Regions from separate parts of the Homo sapiens genome. Here region 2 is linked to region 1. The links are chromatin contacts, found by Hi-C or POLR2A ChIA-PET in ENCODE. All regions are on one chromosome and are shown on one strand. Each heading gives the region's core, a stretch centred on a gene start or an enhancer-like site at or near the end of the contact. The rest is flanking DNA. Distances are from core to core; before and after follow the strand shown.

Region 1 (3,771 bases), core at 1,094-3,593:
TGTTGTTTTGATATATGTATACTAAAGCAGTATGTTTTTAGGGTTGTTTTACCATCAACTGAATTTTTTTTTAGGAATGAAACCACAGTAGAAATCAAGACTGGGCTGGGCACAGTGGCTCACGCCTATAATCCCAGCACTTTGGGAGGCCGAGGGCAGTGGATCATTTGAGGTCAGGAGTTTGAGACCAGCCTGCCTAACATAGCGAAACCCCATCTCTACTGAAAATACAACAAATTAGCCGGATGTGGTGGCACATGCCTGTAATTCCAGCTACTCGGGAGGGTGAGGCAGGAGAATCACTTGAACCCAGGAGGTGGAGGTTGCAGTGAGCCGAGATCGCACCACTGCACTGGGTGAGAAAGGGAGAGTCTGTTTCAAAACAACACAAAGAAAATAAAAATAAAATAAAGACTGCATTTTATTTGGAGATTTTCAATGCATTTTTTATCTTTGATCATTGCATTGAGGGAGTGCCACTCAAGGGACTGGAGTCATGAATAGAACCCACCTGTATTTGTCCGTGTTTTAGCAGTTGCTTCTATGTAGAGCATCTGACTACTTCATTATATATTTTGTAGTATATATGTACCTAAGCTTTATATATTGAAATAGATATTATTTTGTTATAAGTTGGTTTCTTATTATTTCTTTTTTGTATTACCATTAGAGAAGTATATCAGTTTTTAAAAATATACGGTTAGGGGAGTGACAACCACAAGTAGTGATTCTCATTTCAAGAAATTAAATGGCTACAAAACTGGTGTCCAGAATATATAAAGAACCCTTGCAACTCAGCAATAAAAAGACAAGTAACACAATTTTAAAATGTTCAAAGGATTTGAATAGACATTTCTTCAAAGAAGATATATAAATCACCAATGAGCATATGAAAATGTACTCAACTTCATTGGTCATTAGAGAAATGCAAATAGAAGTCACACCCATTAGGATGGCTAAAATAAAAAAAGATGAACAATAACAAATGTTGGCAAGTATGTGGAAAAATTAGAACCCTCATACACTGTGGATGGGAATGTAAAATGGTGCAGACACTTTGGAAAGTTGGCTATTCCTCAGAGATTTACCATATGACACAGCAATTCTACTCTTAGGTGTATACCCAAGACAATTAAAAAGATATATACAGGCCGGGCGCGGTGGCTCAGGCCTGTGGTCCCAGCACTTTGGGAGGCCGAGGCGGGTGGATCGCGGGGTCAGAAGATCGAGGCCGTCCTGGCTGATACGGTGGAACCCCGTCTCTACTAAGAGTACGAAAAATTAGCCGGGCGTGGTGGGGGGCGCCTGTGGTCCCAGCTACTTGGGAGGCTGAGGCAGGAGAATGGCGTGAACCTGGCGGGCGGAGCTTGCAGTGAGCCGGGATTGCGCCACTGCACTCCACCCTGGGCGACGGAGCGAGACTCCGTCTCAAAAAAAAAAAAAAAAAGATATATACACAGAAAAACTTGTACATAGATGTTCATAGTAGTATTCCAATACACATGCCCATCAGTAGATGAATGGATAAGCAAAACGTGGTATATTAATAAATGAAATATTATCCAGCCACAAAAAGCAATGAAGTACTGATACATGATCCAATATGGATGGACCTTGAAAACTATACTAAATGAAAGAAACCAGCCACAAAAGGCCACATAGTACATGATTACATTTGTATAAAATGTCCAGAATTAGCAATTCCATAAAGACAGAAAGTAGATTAGTAGTTGCCAAGGGCTGAGGGAAGGAGGAATGGGAGTGACTGCTGCTAATGGGTACAGGGTTTCTTTTTGGGGTGAGAAAAGTGTTCTGGAATTACATAATGATGATAGTTGTATAACTTTGTGAATATACTAAGACACACTGAATTGTATCTTTTAAAAAGTTAAATTTTATGGTACGTGAATGATACCTCATTAAAATAGTTACATGAGAAAAAAAGGCAAAATACAGGGTATAATTCAAGAATTTTAATTTTTAAATATAAAGTATTTATAGCCAAATTTGATTTACTTTTAAAATATGTCTTATTAAATAGTTTAATAAAAGCAAAACTGTTCTAGCAAAAAAAAAAAAGAAATTAAATGGCATTTGTAAAAAAAAAAAAAAAAAAAGCAGGTGGGGCTCTGGGGCTGGCAGGGTTGAGAAAGAGACAGCTCCTGCCCCGAGAGAGCCGCGATGTCCCGGAGGGTGCCCCCTTGTGGTGGCTTTTGGGATGGCACCCTTCCCCACTGGGATAAAATAGAATCTATTATGGAATGGTCAGCCCCACGGTGATGGGTGTATGTATAATTTAAAACAGCCTCCAGGTGGTTCTAAGAATCTTCTTTCATCAGAGGAGGCAGAATTCCCTTATACAACCTTTTGGCATGTTTGCTACATGTTTGCAACCTTTTGGCATATTGCCTTGAAATTGAACATTTGAACTCTTTTTCTCTTAAAACATAACTGCTAAACTTTCAAAAATTATCCTGGGATTCTAAGCTTGTTGCACAGGAAAAATACGTTGTTATGTAAGGAAAACTAATCAAAGTTCTCTACCTTTCCTGGTCAGCAGCATGTGTTTCCAAAAAATTTAAGAGAAATTAATGGGTTAATTGAGAACATTCTACATCTCACCATGTTTGCTCTTATCATAATTCACCATTGCTGATTTCTCTACCTACAGAGTTGCTGAACCTGGCTTGATTTTCCCATAGAACTGAAGCCTGAGGAACTTATATTTGTTTTGTCTGAGTTTCTTTCTCGGGAAACCAACCATCAGGGCTCCCAGATAGTATCAGGGAACTGAAACTTTTCAGATGATGGCATCCAGTCATGAGATGCACCTGCTGCCTGTTGACCAATTCCTCTTCTTTACCTCTCTCTAACCCCCTGCTATATAAACCCCTAACTTTAGATAGTTAGGGAGATAGATTTGAGACTGGTCTCCCATGTCCCAGCTGATGTCACCTGCATTAAAGCCTTTCTTCCCCAGCAATACTCATCATCTCAGTGATTGGCTTTCTCTACAGTGACAACTGGACCTGGCCCGAACCCCTGGCATCTGGCAACATTATTACCTGTCGAAACAGAAGTAGAGATTTGAAATAGAGGATGCCTGTTCCCATTTCCTCCTGCTGTCTGGAAGGAAGTCTGGCTTTCCAGCCCAACTCTAAGCTCATCTTTACATACAAAATAAGGGTATGTTTACATGGAAAGCAAAAATAGAACCATGGATTTACAGAAGGTTCCATAGCAGCAAATAACAGTGCTTATGAAATAAACATTTTAAATATTATTCCTGTGTAAAATTATTGTCAGGCATACTTTACCAATGAAGAGATAGAACAATGTGGGTTCTATGCCTGGACACAATGATTTGTTTAGTGACCTTGCACAAAATAGGCTCAGTCTTCCTGGGCCTTAGAGGCCTTGTCTATAAAATTAAGGAGTGGAATTTAAATAAGCTTTAATATTATTCCCAGCTTTATGAATCTGAGTAAGGTTGACTTAAAAGTGTTATTTTTATTACTTTTTACATTACTTTTTTTTTGAAATGGAGTTTCGCTCTTGTCGCCCGGGCTGGAGTGCAGTGTCATGATATTGGCCCATTGCATCCTCCGCCCCCTAGGTTCAAGTGATTCTCCTGCCTCAGCCTCCTGAGTAGCTGGGATTACAGGTGCGCGCCACCATGCCTGGCTAATTTTTTGTATTTTTAGTAGAGACAGGGTTTCTCCACGTTGGCCAGGCTGGTCTCAAACTCCTGACCTCAGGTGATCCACCCCC
Region 2 (3,883 bases), core at 345-2,844, 160 kb before region 1:
TAAAATATACAAAAATTAGCCGGGTGTGGTGGCACACACCTGTAATCCCAGCTACTCCAGAGGCTGACGCACGAGAATCGCTTGAACCCGGGAGGCAGAGGCTGCAGTGAGCCCAGATCACGCCACTGCACTCCAGACTGGGCAACAGGGTGAGACCCCATCTGAAAAAAAAAAAAAAAAGAGAGTGGATTTGAGCAGAGGTGTGATATTGCTGTAATGTACAGGTTGGACCTGGGTGGAGAGAGTATGGAGGGTGGGCCTACTTTTCACAGCCATATAGTGCCTTGCCTTCCAAAGACTGATCCATAGACCAGAAGCATTGGCATCACCTGGGAGCTTGCTAGAAAGGCAGAGTATCTAACCAAGAAGACCTAGTGCACCACAATCTGCATTTTAACAAGATACATGGATAATTCTTAGGCAAATCTAAGTTTTAAAAGCACTGATCTAGATGTTAAAAGCACTGGTCTGGAAGTGAGATAATGGATTGTCTTCTGTACCAGCAGAGGGATCTGAATCAATCCTTCACTACCCCAAATCCTGAGCCCAACAGGGAATATAGGTAGATAATTGATCCTCATGTTGCTGTTTGACGTAACAGGAAGGACAGTTCAATCCTGGAGGCCCACTGAAGAGCATGTGAAATCTCAGGGTGAGGAAGGGGTAAACAATCTAAAGCAGAAATGCTGTCACTCTTCCATTTCATGTTGGCATCTCATCATGAAGGCCTCTGTGGATTAGTGATGCTCATCATCATTAGTGATGATGTGGATCAATGCTCTTGGGCTATGGTGAGTGGAAGCCAAGATTATTTCATCTGAATAATTTATCATCCCCCAGCATTAAATATTGAAGATGTGGCCAGGTACTATTGAGTTCTTTTAAAGGTTATGGACCCTGCTGATCCTTTCTTGGCTGCCATTTTTAATTAGGTCTCCATATGCTTTGCCAGACTTGGTCAGACAACAAGCTACTTCTGTCTGAACCGTCTGTGAATTCTCCTGTTTTGAGTCTCCACTTAGCCAGCACCTTGACTTGTCAATGATGAAGAAGCAAGAGGCAAGGAAATCATGGGCCCTTCCCACTCAAAGGCTGACTCCCTTCAAGCTGCTTCCCAGTGTTTCTGCTTCATTGATGATCTTACATCACCTTCCAGAGAGTGACGGAGGACTGGCAGAAAGGATGTAAGCATGGGCCATTCCGAATATACTAAGAACTTAGTGAAGACATAGGGATCTATAACTTCCATTCAGACTCACAGGGAATGTTCTGGAGATAGGTCATGGTTCTCCTTTAACTACAAATCTGGCATCAGGTCTCAGGGAATGCCTGACAGCTTCAAAAGAAGTCATGAATCTAAATAGCAACAACCGAAAATGCTGAGTTCAGACTCCCAGTCTATTCTGACAAGTATTAGCAGGAGTGCTTTAATTGCTAGCACCTGGGAAAAACAGGCATTCAAGTTCTGTTGTGAAAAGACCAAGCTGACAGTCAAGAGACCTCACCTGGGCATGAAGATCAGTTCTGCCTTCTCTTGTTCTTCTTCATACCAGCGGAATGACTTCATGAGTTATTTGATCTATTTGAGTCTTAGTTCCTCATTTGCACAATGTGAACAAAAACACTGCATCAACGGGATTTTGTGAGAATCTCTGAGTGTTCTGAAGCAGTTCAGCCACATTAACACCAGAACCTGCTGATGAATTCCAGTTCTGTAAAAGAATCTAAGTAGCCCAAAAGGCCCTACTATAAGGAATCCCATTCCTCTTGTACAAAGAAGCAAATAGGCTTTAATCTCGTTGAAAGAGTAGTTTGGGAGCATCTTTTTTAAAGAAACCAGAATAGAAAATTATTTTGAGTGCATCTTTAGGGGAGGCATTCTTTTCCATTACCCAGCCTACCATATAGAACTGTCTTCAGAGCACTTAAGAAAACCAAATCTAGAGATGGCACAGGCAGACCTGTCTTCTCTGGAAAACTCAGAACCTGGAGCATGCCTGCTCTGGCCCCTGGCCTCTCATAAAGCAACTCTCTCCCACAGATTAGGAATCTTTCAAGAAGAGGCTTTTGTGGTTCTCATTTGTGCTATTGCTGTCAGGTTAGAATCTTTGCTCTTTCTCCAGCAAAGAGGGAGAAAAGTGATTACAAGACTCTTTTACTATCCTATATTTGTTGCTAGCCTGAACAACCTCTAAAGATCTTCCAAAAGTCAAGATTCTGAGACTGTTCAGAACTCTTACAGACTTCTTGGCATACATTAAAATGTGCAAAGAACACCTCCAGTGTCAGCAACAAACAAACGAACAAAAAACCCAAACAAAAACAACAACAAAAAACCTCTCCAGGAATAAGCCATTCAAAAGAAGTTGCATTCTTTTGGAGAATCTCAGAAGTACAGTTTGAGAGAAATAAGATTGATCTAGAAAGATGATTTTCCCACTCACGTAGTCACATTCCTGCTTGAGAATTTATAATGATCTGTCTGGTTTCCTAGTTCTGTATGTATTTATTCATTCACTGGTAAACATTTGTGGAAATGCCTATATTTGCCAGGTACTGTGACTGTGGGGTTATAGCAGGAACACGAGAGGGATATGGTCCCTGCCCCATAGAGTGCATACTGCAGAACCTCAGTTCTGACAGCCCTCTCCTAAACTCTGGAGTTCATTCTTTGCCCAGTCAGAAGGAATTTAAAATACAGTCCCATAAGATTATAATGGAGCTGAAAAATTTCTATAGCCTAGTGACATTGTAGCTGTTGTAAAGTCATATCACACTTACTGTATTTTAAAAATAAATTTAGCATAGCCGAAGTGTACAGAGTTTGTAAAGTCTACAGTAGTACACAGTAATGTCCTAGGCCTTCACATTCACTCACCACTCACTCACCCAGAGCAACCTCCAGTCCTGCAAACTTCATTCATGGCAAGTGCTTTATACAAGAGTATCTTTTTTTTTTAACCTTTATATCAAATCTTACTGTATCTTTTCTATATTTAGAAATGTTTAGATACATAAAATATTTACCATTGTGTTTCAATTGTCTACAATAATCAGTACAGTAACTTGCTGTACAGGTTTGTGTCCTAGCAGCAGTAGACTATAGCATATGATCTAAGTGTGTAGTAGGCTACACCATCTAGGTTTGTGTAAATGAACTCCATGAGTTCACACGATGATGAAACTGCCTAAGGATGCAGTTCTTGGAATGTATCCCCAATGTTAAGCAACACAGGATTGGACTCTAATATCCCAGTGACTCATCAAATCAGCCCTGCTCTAATCTTAAATGCTGTTGGTTCAAGTAGCTCCAGCCTTCCCTCTGAAGTATAGCAAAGGAGGAACAGCATGATGCCTGGGATCTGATAGACCAGGGCTCCAACTTGGCTCACCCACTTTGTGGCTGTGGGGTGGGGCTTAGGATGAATTATATAAGTTCTCTAAGCTTTAGTGTCTTATCTGTAAAATGGGTATGTTGGAAGGCTTAAGCAAGCTGAGTTTTGAGAAGTGCCCTGTTCAGGGCCCAGTACAGTGAGTATCCAATAAATAAATGATGGCCATTATTACTATTATTCCCCTGTGTTTGTTTAACTGGTCTTGTCCTATAATCTTGTACTTGAGTCCCTGTCCTAGTACTTTGGCCTGAGACTAGCATCTTGCCCTACTCATTTAACAACATTTTTCTCATCACTTTATATTATGAAATTTTCAGGCACAAAGAAAAGTTGAAGGAATTTTAAAGTGAACATCCGTATACCAACCACCTAGACTTTACTATTTTTTACTGTCTTTGTTTTATCACATATGTATCTATTTTTCCATCCCTCTATTCATCCATCAATCCATTTAACTTTTTTCTTTTGAGGTAAATTTTACAATCAAA

The links. Hi-C counts contacts between places; a loop is a spot of excess contacts on that map. ChIA-PET counts read pairs that join two places held with the same protein, here RNA polymerase II (POLR2A). Pooled maps may share reads with other maps.
Region 2: a map of CD8-positive, alpha-beta T cell shows a loop between it and region 1 (2.6-fold over the local background). The contact joins two enhancer-like sites. A Hi-C loop is called at or near these places in 2 of 168 maps with a recorded cell type or tissue (CD8-positive, alpha-beta T cell and Right ventricle myocardium inferior) and 2 of 50 pooled maps. POLR2A ChIA-PET finds 5 or more read pairs at or near these places in 1 of 52 experiments (PC-9).

Annotation. Positions count from the first base shown.
Region 1 is chr18:8,695,368-8,699,138 of GRCh38, reverse strand. GACAT2 (gastric cancer associated transcript 2) reads left to right here. Exons shown (of 2, transcript NR_120598.1): 2 at 3,018-3,283. Among named protein-coding and RNA genes, the nearest start is that of MTCL1, 8.3 kb to the left of the region's middle. Within about 2 kb of position 2,343, at least 2 of the 41 ENCODE cell types and tissues checked have a DNase peak (open chromatin) inside an H3K27ac peak, as active enhancers do.
Region 2 is chr18:8,858,687-8,862,569 of GRCh38, reverse strand. No RefSeq gene overlaps it. Among named protein-coding and RNA genes, the nearest start is that of GACAT2, 150 kb to the right of the region's middle. Within about 2 kb of position 1,594, at least 2 of the 41 ENCODE cell types and tissues checked have a DNase peak (open chromatin) inside an H3K27ac peak, as active enhancers do.